Regions from separate parts of the Homo sapiens genome. Here region 2 is linked to region 1. Evidence: read pairs that join two places in POLR2A ChIA-PET (ENCODE). Cell type or tissue: Panc1. All regions are shown on one strand. Links, peaks and the distances in the headings refer to the core of each region. The heading gives the core; the rest is flanking DNA. Region 1 overlaps FAM234A (family with sequence similarity 234 member A). Region 2 overlaps AXIN1 (axin 1).

Region 1 (8,327 bases), core at 265-8,264:
AGTGTTAACTAAGCCCCACCTACTCAGCCTCTGAGCATATCTGAGCCACCTTCCACCAGCCTCAAGCACAGATGGAAAAGGTGACCCAGGTGCGCACACATGGACTCCCTGGAGGGCCACAGACCCAAAATTCAAAGTACCCGGAGTGAAGATGGGCTCTGGGCGGGCAGGCTTGCACCTCCCTAGCTGTGTGACCAGGACATGTGCTTTGACTGAACTGTGCCTCAGTTTCCTTATCTGTAAAACAAACAATATCTACTTTAGAAGCCTGTTCTAAGGATTAAATAATTAAATGTAGCCGGGCGTGGTGGCTCACACCTGTAATCCCAGTACTTTGGCAGGCCGAGGCGTGCGGATCACGAGGTCAGGAGATCAAGACCATCCTGGCTAACTCGGTGAAACCCCATCTCTACTAAAAATACAAAAAATTAGCAGGGCACGGTGGCGGGCACCTGTAGTCCCAGCTACTTGGGAGGCTGAGGCTGGAGAATGGCGTGAACCCGGGAGGCGGAGCTTGCAGTGAGCCGAGATCACGCCAGTGCACTCCAGCCTGGGCGACAGAGTGACACTCCGTCTCAAAAAAAAAAATTAAATGCATATAAAGTACTTATAAGATCATATGATACACAGTAAACATTCAAACACTACCTAATTATTATTAATAAAATATGTTCATGGATAAGCACAGACTAACTAGAAAAAAATAAAATAAAATATATTCAAACAGAAGTCCGCAGGGGAGGACAGGGGACAGCTGTGTTGAGTGAGCTCGGTGCTGGGAGTAACTTCTGAGCCCCAATTCTGAGGGGAAAAACATGCCCTCTCCTTCCCCTGGTTCCTGCTGGCCGGACCGGGGGTGGATGCGGTGGGGAAACCGGCAGTCGCCGTCTTAGAAACCAAAACGGAAAACACATTTGAACATGGGAAAGGCACAGGGCCCCTGATATCTGCCAACCACCACCACCCAGCCTGAGCTGCTTCGACTGTATAAAACGAGAAAAAAACAAACTTCCATTTTGTCTCAGGCAAGATTTTTGTTATTTTGGTTCCTTTTAAACAACCAAACCGATGTCCTAACACATCATACTGAGAGACTGGACGTGATCATGCAGATTTGAGGTAAAACCTTCACCTACCCAAAAAGGAAGTCAACAGTTCACAGCAAAGGGAGGGGTGAAAGATGAAAGAGGGCGTGCGGAGGTCAGCGAGGGAAGGCGAGGAAAAGCTGAGCTGAAAGCCGCACCCTCTGGGGAAGGGTCAGGAAGACAGAGAGATAAGGGACTGCTGGCTTTTGTTTTAAACTGTTCACTCGGACTTTGTCTTTGCCTAATTATATAATAAAAGTAACTCACTTAATAACCTGTGTATGACACTAGAATGGCTTTAATTTTAAAAGGGAAAAACGACGAGTCTGGGTGAGGATGTGGAGAAATCAGAACATCGTACGTTGCTGGTGGGACTGTAAAATGATGCCGCTGCTGTGAAACACAGTCTGGCAGATCCTCAAAAAGTTAAACACAGAACTACCATACTCTCCAGCAAGTCCAGTCCTAGGTGTACACCCACAAGAATTAAAAACAGACTTTCCGGCCGGGCACGGTGGCTCACGGCTGTAATCCCAGCACTTTTGAGAGGCCGAGGCAGGCAGATCACAAGGTCAAGAGATTGAGACCATCCTGGACAACATGGTGAAAACCGCATCTCTACTAAAAATACAAAAATTAGCTGGGCATGGTGGCGGGCGCCTGTAGTCCCAGCTACTCGGGAGGCTGAGGCAGGAGAATGGCTTGAACCTGGGAGGCAGAGGTTGTAGTGAGCCAAGATCGCGCCACTGCACTCCAGCCTGGGCGACAGTGAGACTCTGTCTCAAAAAAAAAAAAAAAACAAAAAACAGAAAAACAGAGACATGGCCAGCACGGTGGCTCATGCCTGTAATGCCAGTACTTTGGGAGGCCAAAGCAGGAGGATCCCTTGAGGATTGCTCGAGGCTGCAGTGAGCTCTGATCATGCCACCGCACTCTAGCCTGGGCAACAGAGAGACCCATCTCTTTTTTTTTTTTTTTTTTTGAGACGGAGTCTCATTCTGTCGCCCAGGCTAGAGTGCAGTGGCATGATCTTGGCTCACTGTAAGCTCTGCCTCCCCCGTTCACACCATTCTCCTGCCTCAGCCTCCCGAATAGCTGGGACTATGGGCGTCCGCCACCATGCCTGGCTAATTTTTTGTATTTTTAGTAGAGATGGGGTTTCACCATGTTAGCCAGGATGGTCTCGATCTCCTGACCTCGTGATCCACCCGCACTGGCCTCCCAAACTGCTGGGATTACAGGCATGAGCCACCACGCCTGGCCAAGACCCCATCTCTTAAAAAAAAAAAAAAAAAAAAAAAAAAACCTGGCTAGGCATGGTGGCTTATGCCTGTAATCGCAGCACTCTGGGAGTCCGAGTGAGTGGAGTGCTTGACCTCAGGAGTTTGAGAACAGCCTGGGCAATGTGGCGAGACTCTGTCTCTACTAAAAATACCAAAAAAATTAGTTGGGTATGGCGGCGCTCGCCCGTGGTCTCAGCTACCCGGAGGCTGGGGTAGGAAGATCACTAGAGCCCAGGGGGGTGGAGGCTGCAGTGAGCTGAGATCACGCCACTGCACTGCCACCTGGGTGACAGAGCAAGACCCCATCTCAAAAAAAACAAAACAAAAAAAAACCCTACTGCAGAGGCTCAAACAAAAACTTGTAAATAAATGTTCATATTGGTTCATTATTAACAACAGCCAAAATGTAGAAACAACCCAGATGTCCAACAACATATGAACGTATCGGCTGGGCGCAGTGGCTCACGCCTGTGATCCCAACACTTTGAGAGGCCAAGGCGGGAGGATTACGAGGTCAGGCGTTCGAGACCAGCCTGGCCAATATGGTGAAAGCCATCTCTACTAAAAATACAAAAAAACTAGATGGGCATGGTGGCAGGCGCTTGTAATCCCAGCTACTCGGGAGGCTGAGGCAGGAGAATCGCTTGAACCCGGGAGGTGGAAGTTGCAGTGAGCCAAGATTGCACCATTGCACTCCAGCCTGGGCAATAGAGGGAGACTCCTTCTCAAAAACAAAACAAAACAAAACATATGAATGGATAAACAAAATGTGGCCTATCCATAATACAGTGCATAATTACACCATAATGCAGTGGTGTGTTTTTCAGCCATGGTAAAAACTAAAATTCTGACACATTATAAAATTATGCTAAATGCAATGACTAGGACACGAAGGTCCCCTGTAGTGTGAAACGCCCAGAACAGGCAAATCCACAGAGGCAGGGAGTAGACTCGTGGGGGCCAGGTGCGGAACAGGGAGAGTCGGGAATGACTGCTATGGGCTGAGGGTTTCTTTGTGGGATGATGAAAATAGTGGTGATGGTTACAAAATGCTGTGATCATACCAAATGTTACTAATGGCAAATTTTACGTTATGTACATTTTACCACAATAAGAAAAAATGTGTGCATTCTCCTAGGTGCTGAGGCTTAAGTTTTAACATCTTGGAAGTCAGAAAAGGTGTGCTTATCAAAGGCAGTGAGTTAGAACACGGAAAATCAAACAATGAGTCGCGACCAAGGACCTCATTAAACCCAAGCAGCTGGCATGGGGGTGGGGAAGGCAGGACGTGGGTTGTCTGGAAAAGGTAACTAGGGAAAAAGCCAGCAACAGAACGTAGGAGTGCCTCATTGCCAGGGCCTGAGGGGCTGGGGCCAGGGCTGGAAGAAGAGGAGACGGCCATTAATTCAGCAAATCTAGCCACCATGTCCCCAAGGAAGGGATGTGTGAAATGTTTAAAACATAGATTCCTGGCCGGGCGCGGTGGCTCACGCCTGTAGTCCCAGCACTTTGAGAGGCCGAGGTGGGAGGATCACGAGGTCAGGAGATCTAGAGCATCCTGGCTAACACGGTGAAACCCCGTCTCTACTAAGAATACAAAAAATTAGCTGGGTGTGGCGGCATGCGCCTATAGGAGGCTGCGGCAGGAGAACGGCGTGAACCCGGGAGGTGGAGCTTGCAGTGAGCCGAGATCGCGCCACTGCACTCCAGCCTGGGCGACAGAGCGAGACTCCGTCTAAAAAGAAAAATTTTTTTTAAATAATAAATAAATAAAACATAGATTCCTTTGGCAAAGGAAAGAAAAAAACGGAGTAAGAACCAGAATGTTATAATTCTGGATTTCTATCTTTACGGCTTTAAACTTAAGAGCTTTAAAATTGCAGCCAAGAAATTCGAGCTCTGAGCCTCAGCTGTCCTCATCTGGTGGGAGCTAGAGCATCAAAGAAAGCGTGCAGGAAAGCACTACTCAAGGAGGGGCATCAACCGCCACCACCAGGAATCTGAAAACACCACCCATCCAGCCACGGGCCCACCAGTCCTCACCTACCTGGTCGTGGGAGTGCCCGGAGGACGTCCTCGATGTGGACTCCTGCTGGTGCATCTGGTCGTGAGCTGTGGACGGGGAATCTGTGCCTTCGCAAGCCCAGGTGGACCTAGGGATCATAAAGCCACTTGTCAAGTGCAGCTCAGGCAGCCTGCGAAGGTGGCAGGTCAGGAACTTAGATCCTCCCAAAGACATGACTCTCAGTGGTGGCTCCACATGAAAATAACTTGGGTGCTTTCGCAATCCTGATGCCACCCCCAGAAGGACTAAGTTGGCCACTTTGGGTGTGGGGTCCCAGTCAGGAGCAGCTGCTGGCACTCTCCAGCTGATTCCAGGGTGGAGCCAAGCAGAGAAGAACAGACCGAGAAGTCTGCCCTTGTTCGGTTCATCCCACTCTAACTACCAGATGATGGCCAGACATCTCCTGACCCTCAAGGGGAGACTGCATCCCCCCACAGCCAGCCTGGAAGCAAGCAAGGCAAAGGGGAAAGGGCCTCTTCCTCTGAAGATGCCGCCCGGCCTGTATTCTGGGTTTTCTGTTCCTTGGAGTTCACAGCAAGCTTAGTAAAGTCAATCCAAATGCAGACCTCAAGCTAGTAAATTATATCACTCCCTTTCTTAATCCTTCTTCTAATATGTAAGCTATGACCAAAGGACCCTGCAAGACAATTACTATTAATGTAGTTTGGATTTATAATTTTAAAAAATCAGTAATAAATATATACAACATTTAAAAGGGCCAGGTGCACTGCCTCACACCTGTAATCCCAGCACTTTGGGGGACTGAGGCAGGTGGGTCGCTTGAGCCTAGGAGTTTGAGACCAGCCTGGGCAACAGGGGACACTTCTTCTCTACCCAAAAATACAAAAATCAGCCAGGTGTGGTGGTGGGCACCTATAGTCCCAACTACTCAGGAGGCTGAGGCAGGAGGATTGCTTGAGCCCGGGAGGTCAAGGCTGCAGTGAGCGATGGCCAGGACACTGCACTCCATCCTGGGCAACAGAACAAGACCCTGTTTCAAAAAAACCCACAAAACTTAAAAACTATAAAAGGGTAAATCTCCTTTCATCTTGTGGCTCCCAGGCTCAAGAGGGGAAGCATGGTACCAGTTTCATATGGGTCCTTCCAGAAGTATTCTCTATGTGGATAAGCATGGAGTATATAAAGTATACAATCTATATGAAAAAAATGTGACTAGAATGGTCGAGTTATAAGGTGGCTTCTAAAAATTAAAGGAAAAATAAAATTCAAACTACTTACTTATCTCTACAGCATGATTTGTCATGTTAAATCAGACCAAACTGGACATTCTGTGGCAGGGACAGAGAAAGTACTGTCATTTTCTCAATTCCTGCCTTTTGAATTGGAGAGCCTGGCCGAAAGGACAAACATTTCCCCCATGCACGGACCATCTCTGTAACAAGATTTAGAAGGACAAAGGGAAAAAACTCTCTAAATGCTCATTAGTAACACGGTTGGGGATTTGGGTCATCTGTGTCTTGTGAGCATCTACAATTGGTCCAGTGTCCTCACCTGCAGAGCAGAATGAAATAAGACATATCACATACGTGTGAGGGAAGACAGAAACAGAGGCTTCAGAAGGCAAAGCCCCATTACGGGACGCAAAACAATGCAGGCAATTGACTTAACCAGATGAGCACCCACCTGAACCCAGCACTGGGCTCCACTCTGAGAGGGTTCCCAGACAGTCAGGCCCCGCAGTGCCTCCATGGGGACTCTCCCACCACTTGGGCGAACCCAGGTCAGGGTAGAAAATGGCACTGAACATTTTTGGGAGGATCATCATTTTAACTGACAAACACAGGTTTCTAAAACCGAGCCAGCCGTTGAGGCATTTATGAAAAACACAGACTGATCTAAGATCAAAAGAGTTTGTGAGAAACTGATTTAAAAATCATTAATAAGGCCAGGCGCGGTGGCTCACGCCTATAATCCCAGCCCTTTGGGAGGCCAAGGCAGGCGGAGTACCTGAGGTCAGGAGTTCGAGACCAGCCTGGCCAACATGGTGAAACCCCATCTCTACTAAAAAATACAAAAATTAGTCGGGCGTGGTGGCGGGCACCTTAATCCCAGTCACTTGGGAGTCAAGGGCAGGAGAATTGTTTGAACCTGGGAGGCAGAGGTTGCAGTCAGCCGAGATTGAGCCATCGCACTCAAGCCTGAGGGACAACAGCAAGACTTCTCTTAAAAAAAAAAAATCATTAATAAGGCTGGGAGTGTTGTCTCATGTCTATAATCCCAGCACTTTGCCAGGCCGAGGCGCATGGAAAGCTTGAGTTCAGTTCAAGACCAGCCTGGGCAACACGGTGAGACCGTTTCTAAAAAGAAAGAAAAAAAAAATCAGCCCGGTGTGGTGGCACACGCCTGTGGTCTTAGCTACCCAGGAGCTGAGGTGGGAGGGTCACTTGAAGCCAGGAAGTGGAGGCTGCAATGAGTGGTGATCACGCCACTGCCCTCCAGCCTGGTGACACAGAGTAAAGCTCTGTCTCAAAACAAAACAAAACAGAACAAAACATCGATAAAACAACAAAACCAACAATCAATCAATTAAAAAACCACCAACTGACCGGGCGTGGTGGTTTGCGCCTGTAATCCCAGCACTTTCGGAGGCCGAGGCAGGCAGATCACGAAGTCAGGAGTTCGAGACCAGCCTGAACAACATGGTGAAACCCCACCTCTGCTAAAATAAAAAAATTAGATGAGTATGGTGGCATGCGCCTATAATCCCAACTACTCAGGAGGCTGAGGCAGGAGAATCACTTGAGCCTGGGAGGCAGAGGTTGCAGTGAGCCAAGATCGTGCCACTGCACTCCAGCCTGGGCAACAGAGCAAGACCCCCATCTCAAAAAAAGAAAAAAACAAAAACAAAACAAAACAAAACAAAACACCAATCGATCGAAAAAAAAAAAACACCAGCTGGCTGGGCATGGTGGCTCACGCCTGTAATACCAGCACTTTAGGAGGCCAAAGCGGGCGGATCACAAGGTCAGGAGATTGAGACCATCCTGGCTAACACGGTGAAACCCCATCTCTACTAAAAATACAAAAAATTAGCCGGGTGTGGTGGCGGGCACCTTTAGTCCCAGCTACTCGGGAGGCTGAGGCAGGAGAATGGCGTGAACCCGGGAGGCAGAGCTTGCAGTGAGCCAAGATCGCACCACTGCACTCCAGCCTGGGCGACAGAGCAAGACTATCTCAAAAAAAAAAAAAAAAAAAAAAGCCACCACCTACTCAGGAGGCTGAGGCAGGAGAACTGCTTGAACCCAGGAGGCAGAGGTTGCGGTGAGCCGAGACTGCACCACTGTGCTCCAGCCTGGGTGAGAGTGAGACCTCGTCACAAAAAAAAAAAAAAATCCACCAATCAAGATAAACTCCAAATGAATTAAAAATGTAAACATTATTATTATTATTATTATTTTTTTGAGACAGAATCTTGCTCTGTCACCTAGGCGGGAGTACAATGGCGTGATCTTGGCTCACTGCAACCTCTGCCTCCTGGGTTCAAGCGATTCTCCTGCCTCAGCCTCCTGAGTGGCTGGGACTATAGGCACCCACCACCACACCCACCACCGCACCCAGCTAATTTTTGTATTTTTAGTAGAGACGGTTTCACCATGATGATCAGGCTGGTCTAGAACTGCTGACCTCGTGATCTGCCCACCTAAGCCTCTCAAAGTGCTGGGATTACAGGCGTGAGCCACTGCGCCTGGCCAAAAATGTAAACATTATTTTTAACAAACATTAAACTAAAAGAAAATAGAAGAGAATGTTTATGTATTGTTAGGGAAAGTCTTGAACGCATGACCCCAAAGGTGGAAATCATTAAGAAAAACACTGATGAACTAAATATATTATGAAATGTCTAACCCAAGCTTGTCCAACCCTCGGCCCAGG
Region 2 (8,327 bases), core at 136-8,135, 62 kb before region 1:
TTCTTTTTTTTTTTTTTTTTTTTCTTTTGAGACAGAGTCTTGCTCTGTCACCCAGGCTGGAGTGCAGTGGCGTGATCTCAGCTTACTGCAAGCTCCGCCTCCCAGGTTCACGCTATTCTCCCGCCTCAGCCTCCGAAGTAGTCTGGGACTACAGGCGCCCGCCACCACGCCCAGCTAATTTTTTGTATTTTTAGTAGAGACGGGGTTTCACTGTGTTAGCCAGGATGGTCTCGATCTCCTGACCTCGTGATCTGCCTGCCTCGGCCACCCAAAGTGCTGGGATTAAAGGCATGAGCCACCGCACCCGGCCTGTCTGATTTCATAGAAATGAAAAATTTTGTTTGACCAAAATCAACCTGAGCAATGTTAAAAAGAAAAATGACATTTAGGGAGAAAATGTTTTTTGCGTATATAACCAGAGATTAATAACAAGTCTATTTGAAGACTTCTGTAAATCACCAAGAAACTCATAATCCACCCCATAGAAAATGGTAAACCATATGAACAGATAAAGAGGAAGAAGTTTAAATGACAAATACGCTAAACTGCCAATCTGACCATTAATCAGGGAAGTGCAGATTGAAAAAAGGTGTCATTTCCTGGCTAATTTTGCAGTAACAAGAGGAGGTGAATCGTCCCAGGAGCTGGGGAGGAACCTCTGCTCTAGGTAGGGGGACAGGAGGTGGCACCACCCACACACACTGTCACATACCGGCCCTGACATCAGTCCCGTGGCCATGCTTGGACTTGGGCACAGGTGCAGAGACGTCTGAGCTGAATCCCAAGGGCCTCATCCTGATCAAAACCCAGTGTCCTCTCCCGACGCGCACTGCAGAATGAGCAGAACATCTGCGTCCCATTTCTAGTACCGTGCACGGAAAACAAACCCAAATGATCACGTGTGGATGCTCTGTGTGTGCACCAAAGCCCCCGCCTAAAATCAGAGGAGAGATCTGGAAAGATGCCCGGTGCTTTAATGCACCCCGTTGAAAAGGACAGAGGGACAAGAGGACAGGTGGAGATGTTGGTCTTTTCTCCATGCTCCTTATTTTCTCCAAATTGCTTGTGTTTTTAATTAATACATTGAGATATTCAGATAACATGAAAATGTGAAATAAAATGAGAGGCTGTTGGCAGGCTGTCACTAACATGCCCTGCTTGCCTGTTTGCAGGTATGGATCCTGGCGGGAGCCAGTCAACCCCTATTATGTCAATGCCGGCTATGCCCTGGCCCCAGCCACCAGTGCCAACGACAGCGAGCAGCAGAGCCTGTCCAGCGATGCAGACACCCTGTCCCTCACGGACAGCAGCGTGTAAGTCCCGCCCCGGATACCCAGTCCCTCACGGACAGCAGTGTGTAAGTCCGGTCCCAGACACCTTGTCCCTTGAGGACAGCAATGTGTAAGTCCTGCCCCAGACACCCTGTTTCTTGCGGATGGCAGCGTGTAAGTCCCACCCTGCTGCAGAGCGCGGCCAGCTCAGAGGGGGCTTCGTGCTGACCCAGAGATGCCTGGGCTTTGTCTTCAGGAAAAGTGTTTCCTGGCTCCCCAGGTCTCAGTGAGAGTGCGTCTGGACATGCAGGCAGGCTGTACCGCAGAGGCTGTCCTCCAAGCAGTACAAGTGAGGGCTCAGCTTTGTGTCGGTTGCTTCTCTCTGTGACCAGGGCTGCTGGGACCTCCCTATGAGGAAGGATCGAGGGTGAACCTAAGACAGTCTGTAGGCTGCCCGGGCTAGAGTTTGCTCTTTGGTTTTCAGAGTCTGGGGTTTCAGCTTAAAGACAGGCACAGGCCAGCTGCCTCACCACTGGCTGTGGCGAGTGATGTGGTCCCTGAGGGTGGCGTTTCTGCCGACGCTGGTGCAGTACAGGGTCCTGTCTTGTCCCTGTCACCCACTTGGCAAGGGGCTGGGAGCAGGAGTGAGGGAAGATGCTGTGGTTGTGCTGAGGCCTGGGCCACACATGTGTGACGCTCGAGGTGACAGGCAGAAGCTTATTCTTTCATTGTCCAGGGAAACCCCATGTGTAGGAACGTGCTTGTTTTATGACCTCTTCCCCTGTGCTTCGCAGCTGGCTTTTTGGGACCTATGTACACCCCAGCCATTAGATGATGCCAACAGTCTTGTTGCAGTAGGGCACTGGCTGCCAGCCTGTGGGGGTCATTTGGGGTTTTGGTTACCCATGAAGCTCAGACCTTCCCAGCTCTGGTCTGTGCGCCACACGCCACCTGCCCACCAGCCATCCTAGCCAGGGCTGGGGCCGAGCCGCAGGAACCAGGGTCTCCCTGCAGCAGCCTCAGCATTGGAGGAAGCCAGCGGCTATGAACTTGTGAGCAGCTGGAGCCCGCGGACCACCACCCTCCATCCCCACTGCGGCCAGTGGTGTCCCAGATGTCTTTCCCGCTTAGCTGGGTTCTCCATGAGGAAAGCCTGGAGATCTGGATAGGGCTGGAGGAGGAGAGAGGGACTTCTCACCTACTGGTGATTCTGCCCATCTTTTTATGAATATGTTTTAAGTGATGGTCCCACTGTATGTACCATTTTTATGGTTCTTTTCATTTTGAGACAGGATCTCACTGTCACCCAGGCTGGACTGCAATGGTGCGATCTTGGCTTACTGTAGCTTCTGTCTCCTGGTCCCAAGCAATTCTGCCTCAGCCTTCAGAGTTGCTGAGGCTACAAGCGTGCGCCACCACGCCTGGCTAATGATTATTATAATTTTTGTGGAGACGAGGCCTCACTATGCAGTCTCGAACTCCGAGGCTCAAACGGTGCACCCACTTCAGCCTCATGAGTGCTGGGATTACGGGCATGAGCCACTGCATCCGGCTGATGATGATGATTATTTTTGTGGAGACGAGGCCTCACTATGCAGTCTCCAACTCCTGGGCGCAAACTGCACCCACTTCAGCCTCACGAGTGCTGGGATTATGGGCATGAGCCACTGTGCCTGGCTGGTTTGTTCTTTTCATTTGCCTGTCTTTAAACATTTTTCCAAAACCTGAATTTCAGATGAGGAGAACAAGTTGTCACATTCTGTTTCTGAACCAGATTCAGCCAGCCCACATTGCCGTAGGTCTTGGCCCCTTGGTTTTTCCCCAGGTAGCTGTGGTAGTGCAGGGGCAGCTCCCTGCCCCTTCCGGGCAGAGCTGCTGTGTGTGGCTTCTCCTGGTTTCTTTCATCCTCGTTTAATTTTGAATCTTCAAAATAAAATGTTGACGTGATTTTAGCAGCACCTGACTTGAGGTTACTGGAGTTGAAGCAGTGCCTGCCGTGGTCCTGAAGCCTCGGGCCAGGTGGTTGGGTGCAGTGCAGCCCACGGAGCGCCTGACATGCATCCTAGCATCTGGTTTCCCTCTTCCCCAAAACTCTGTTACTACAACAAAAAGTAACCTGCCAACTCAGTTTTCTCAAAAAGTCTCCTAATTCTCTCCAAGAAAAGGGACATATGTTTCCTAAAGGGAGGACCTAAAATAAATAGGTATTTTTTTTCTTGATATTCTGTTCATCTTGGTTTGTACTGAAGTGTTTAACAATTTGGAATGTGAAATTGCTACACGTACTCGAAAGCAAATCAGAGGTAAAAAGTGGACAGGTGAAGAGCATCATTCCGGTGGGGCAGCTGCCCTCAGCTTTTGTGCTGGCGGCAAGCTCACAACATTCCACATGGCACTCGAGAGGCTGTGGGCTGTGGACACAGATGTGGGGTCAGTGTCTAATCCACGGAGGCCTGTGGAGGTTACCCAATCCAAGTATCATGTCTAAGAAACCAGTAGGTTGGTGGCTTCAGGACACTTCAACAAACCCCGAGGCAAGTGTTAGGTGAGTTTTAGATTCACTTGTTCCTGACGCCCACCGTGGCTGAGCCAGACCTGGACTCGGCTCACCATTGCCCACAACACTCAGTGGTGCTGTGACAGCCGAGGATGCCTCAGGAGTTGCCGTGTCTGCCACGCAGCCCTGGGTCGGGCGCTCTCTTCAGTCGTCCTGTGTCTCCTGGCAGCTCTGAGAGGCCCCTGGGTGCGGCACGGATCCCTGGAGCTGCCGTGCTTCCGAAGGCAGCTTTTCTTTCTTTCTTCCTTTTCTTTTTTGAGACGTAGTCTTGCTCTGTTGCCCAGACTGGAGTGCAGTGGCACAATCTCGCCTCACTGCAACCTCCGCCTCCCGGGTTCACGCCATTCTCCTGCCTCAGCCTCCCGAGTAGCTGGGACTACAGGCACTCGCCACCACACCTGGCTAATTTTTTGTATTTTTAGTAGAGACGGGGTTTCACCGTGTTAGCCAGGATGGTCTCGATCTCCTGACCTCGTGATCCGCCCGCCTCGGCCTCCCACAGTGCTGGGATGACAGGCATGAGCCACTGCGCCCAGCCCGAAGGCAGCTTTTCTAATAGCTGGGAGAGGGCGAGGGCTTTCATGAAGGATGGTTGTGCGTGAGTTATCTTAACCCTGGGGTAATTATTCAGACCATGTATAATCTGACTTTCGTGTTTTAATGATCTTCTAAAGGGTTCATAAAGAAAACCTGTTGCGGGCTGGGCGCGGTGGCGCATGCCTGTAATCCCAGCAGTTTGGGAGGCCGAGGCAGGCGGATCACGGGGTCAGGAGATTGAGACCATCGTGGTTAACACAGTGAAACCCCGTCTCTACTAAATAATACAAAAAATTAGCCGGGCGTGGTGGCGGGCACCTGTAGTCCCAGCTACTCGGGAGGCTGAGGCAGGAGAATGGCGTGAACCCGGGAGCGGCTTGCAGTGATCCGAGATCGCGCCACTACACTCCAGCCTGGGCGACAGAGCAAGACTCCGTCTCAAAAAGAAAAAAATAAAAGAAAACCTGTTGCTAAAGAGCTACCTTGTGCCTCCCTCAGAGACCACACTGCCCTGCCAGCTCCTGGAGAGAAGCAGAGTGTGCAGCCTTGGCATCTCCTATCTTTCCGTGGGGCACTGGTTGTCCTGGCTGCCCACTGTGCAATCCTGAAATGTTTTTGGTCCATTTAGCAATGCCCTCCAAGGCAGGCACACTGCACAGTGGTCTAGGCCACAAGCAGGGGCCAGCAAACGTTTCCCGTGCAGGGCTGGCAGTGAATATGTGAGGCTTTGCAGCCGCATGCAGTCCCTGTCACAGATTCTTCCCCCACCCTTTAAAAATGTAGAAACCTTGGCCGGGCGCCGTGGCTTGCGCCTGTAATTACTCCCAGCACTTTGCGAGGCCGAGGCGGGCGGATCACGAGGTCAGGAGATCGAGACTCTCCTGGCTAACACAGTGAAACCCCGTGTCTACTAAAAATACAAAAAAATTAGCTGGGCGTGGTGGCGGGCACCTGTAGTCCCAGCTACTCAGGAGGCTGAGGCAGGAGAATAGCGTGAACCCGGGAGGTGGAGCTTGCAGTGAGCCGAGATTGTGCCACTGCACTCCAGCCTGGGCGACAGAGCGAGACTCCATCTCAAAAAAAAGAAGAAAAAAAAATGTAGAAACCACTCTTAGCTGTCAGGCCCTAAAGAACAGGCAGGCACAAGGAGGCTTTGTGGAGGTGCCCAGTAAATACCAGCTAGGAAGACGCGTGGCTGGGCACCTGGGCTTTACCATCACGTGTGAACCTTTGTGTGTACATGTTCCCCTGTGCACACATGGGTGCCTGCATCACCTGTGTGCACGTGTCTCAGTGGTGGTGGCTCACAGGTGTCCTCATCATTGCCTGCTGACCGGCGGTCGGGGCCAGGAGCTCTATTGGCACGGTGCTGGCCCTCCTGCTCCTCTCTGAGTTAACGGCTGCCTCTTTCTCCTGGACAGGGATGGGATCCCCCCATACAGGATCCGTAAGCAGCACCGCAGGGAGATGCAGGAGAGCGTGCAGGTCAATGGGCGGGTGCCCCTACCTCACATTCCCGTAAGTACCGGCTTTGCGGTCCTCAGCCCATCGTCCTCCCCGCTCAGCGTGGGCCTGGTGAACTGGTCCGCGGGAAAGGCACTTGCCTGGCCTCCCACGAGCCAGGCTTACCTCTAGGCGTAAGCGTGTGATCCCAGCAACATCTGCAAGTGGCCAGTCCCTGAGGGCAGCAGGGGACATCAAGTCTCAGGCAGCATTTAGGGCCCAGAGGGAGCTGTTCATTCAGAAGAGCCCCCATGCCCCAAGGCCACACCCTCCCTGGTGGCAGGAAGTGTCTTGCCTTGTGAAGGTGGATGCTTCCCCTCAAGAGGGGGAGCTCTGAGCCTTTCTCAAGACTCAGAGCCCAGGCCTGGCCCCTGCACAGCCCTTGGGGAAAACTTGGTGTTTTTGTGGCTGAACAGTGGTCGTCTCCAGGTAAACGTCTTGACTTTAAAGCTGCCTTGGCTTTCGCTGTTGCATAGAATAATGGCACCTTTGCCCAGTCTCGGGCATGGGGGCTTGGCTGGGCAGTAGGTCATGGAGCTGAGTGCTAGCTGGAGCCCAGCACAGCCTGACTCCGTCTACAGAGCATTCCTGCGCTGATGAACAGATTAATGATCTTTCCTTATTTTGATGGGTTGACTTTGAACAGGAAAGATGTTACGGGAAGATGAGAAAAGTGTTTTCTTTTTTTTTTTTTGAGATAGGAGTTTTGCTGTCACTGCAAGCTCTGCCTCCCGGGTTCACGTCATTCTCCTGCCTCAGCCTCCCGAGTAGCTGGGAGTACAGGCGCCTGCCACCACGCCCGGCTAATTTTTTGTATTTTTAGTAGAGATGGGGTTTCACCGTATTAGCCAGGATGGTCTCGATCTCCTGACCTCGTGATCCGCCCGTTTCAGCCTCCCAAAGTGCTGGGATTACAGGTGTGAGCCACTGCGCAACGCACTGTTAGCCGCGGTGTCTGAGGTTAAACCACGTGACCATCTGAGTGTCTGTGCAGGGAAGTAGGCATTTTGAGAGCACTGACACAGTCTTGGTCAGGATTTCTTAGCCTTTTAGCTTTTCTGCAGACATCAGTTTCCAAGTCAGGAATTTCTTTATGGTTGAAAAGAAAGGATGTTGGTTTGTTATCACTTCTGAGAAGATGCCAGCCAACCCTTGACTCAGGTTTGGCTAAAACTAGGCACTGATGGTGTCTACTTAACAAAAAGTGGCTGACACTGTAGGCTGTGTGTGGGTGCGTGCGTGTGTGCGTGCTTGTGCTGTGGAAGATCTGGGGCCCTGCCTGCCAGGCATGGCCCAAGGCTATCATGAGGTCACAGCCCAAGTCGAGGGCACCTGCACAGCCACCGGCCTCTGATTTTCAAGTCACAGGTCCTGAACGTCAAGAACCCGCGGAGCCGCTGGGATGACGGAGGCCCGAGAGACAAGACAGCTGAGCAACCACAGGCCCGGAACAGCCCTCTGTGCCCATGAGGACGGGGCTTGAGTGGGCTGAGGCCCGCGGGAGGCTTCTGTCCACAGGGGTGCCCCGATTTTGGGGTGCTGGTCAGAGTCTTCGTGTGTAGAAAGTGCATGCCACAGACTCTGGATGAGGGGGCATCAGGCAGACAACCTCCCCTCAGAAGGGTCAGGAAGGACAGAAGCTGTGGAGTGCGTTGGTGCCTGGAACGTGGACCTGGAAAGACCTCTCAGGATGCAACACAGAGAAAAGAGGATGCCTATGGCGAGTCCCTGGTGTCGTCGTCAGAACCTTCCAGAACCGAGGGAAGCACAGAGCCCTCAGGTCCTGGAGGGTCACATTTGAGTCGCCAGGAAGATGAAAGCCAACAGAGGCGGCAGGCACAGACAGGAGCAGGCCCTGCTGCGTTCCGCACCCCCAGAGGGCCCTTGTGTGGTGGGGTGGGGGCCGCAGTGTGCGTTTCTGTGTGAACAGTCTGCAGCAAACAACCTCATCGGAGGCTCTGTAGGAACCTGCATCAGGTCCATGTGGCCTGTCAGGTGGGGCTGTGGTTGGAACCTTCGGTGGGAGGTCCCTCAGCCAGAGGCCCAAGTGAGAAACCCACATCACGGGCACAGCTGCCCGGGGCCTGCTCACTGCTGCTACTGGGAAACTGGACCCGAGGATGGTGGTGAGCAGAGGCGGGGGGAGGCCCAGGAAGCCGATAAGCTAGCAGGACGTGCCGTGGTTGCACTGCCCACTTCTGCTCTGTTGAGGGCCTTGGTTTTGCAAAAGCTATGCCGTTTCTCTGGTGAGTCCATGGCTCTGCAGCAGGGACAGCAGGAGGGGAGTAGCTTAGACGCTCATAGGAGCAGAACCCTGTTGTGGCTGCACCCACGGAGGCCCAGGCTGTGTGCACCTTGTGAGACTCTTTAACACCTGCCCATCAGAGTTGGAGCAGGTTCATCCCGAAAAGCCCCCTGCCCCCACTGTCCATGGAAAAATTGTCTTCTACAAAACTGGT

Evidence for each region. Peaks named below come from ENCODE experiments on the same cell type or tissue, not always from the same donor. Only the 100,000 strongest peaks of a DNase experiment are listed, where the experiment ranks them.
Region 2: POLR2A ChIA-PET joins it to region 1 with 10 read pairs; 6 of 35 experiments call an interaction of 5 or more read pairs at or near these places.

The regions. Positions count from the first base shown.
Region 1 is chr16:245,743-254,069 of GRCh38, reverse strand. It overlaps FAM234A (family with sequence similarity 234 member A), which reads right to left. Exons shown (of 13, transcript NM_032039.4): 2 at 4,416-4,521. Among named protein-coding and RNA genes, the nearest start is that of FAM234A, 15 kb to the right of the region's middle. In Panc1, for the core only: no CTCF peak of the experiment used is centred there; a DNase peak (open chromatin) is centred at 3,609.
Region 2 is chr16:307,529-315,855 of GRCh38, reverse strand. AXIN1 (axin 1) reads left to right here. Exons shown (of 11, transcript NM_003502.4): 3 at 1,173-1,313; 4 at 5,787-5,883. Among named protein-coding and RNA genes, the nearest start is that of PDIA2, 29 kb to the right of the region's middle. RefSeq lists enhancers at 5,413-5,927, 5,928-6,442. In Panc1, for the core only: no CTCF peak of the experiment used is centred there; no DNase peak of the experiment used is centred there.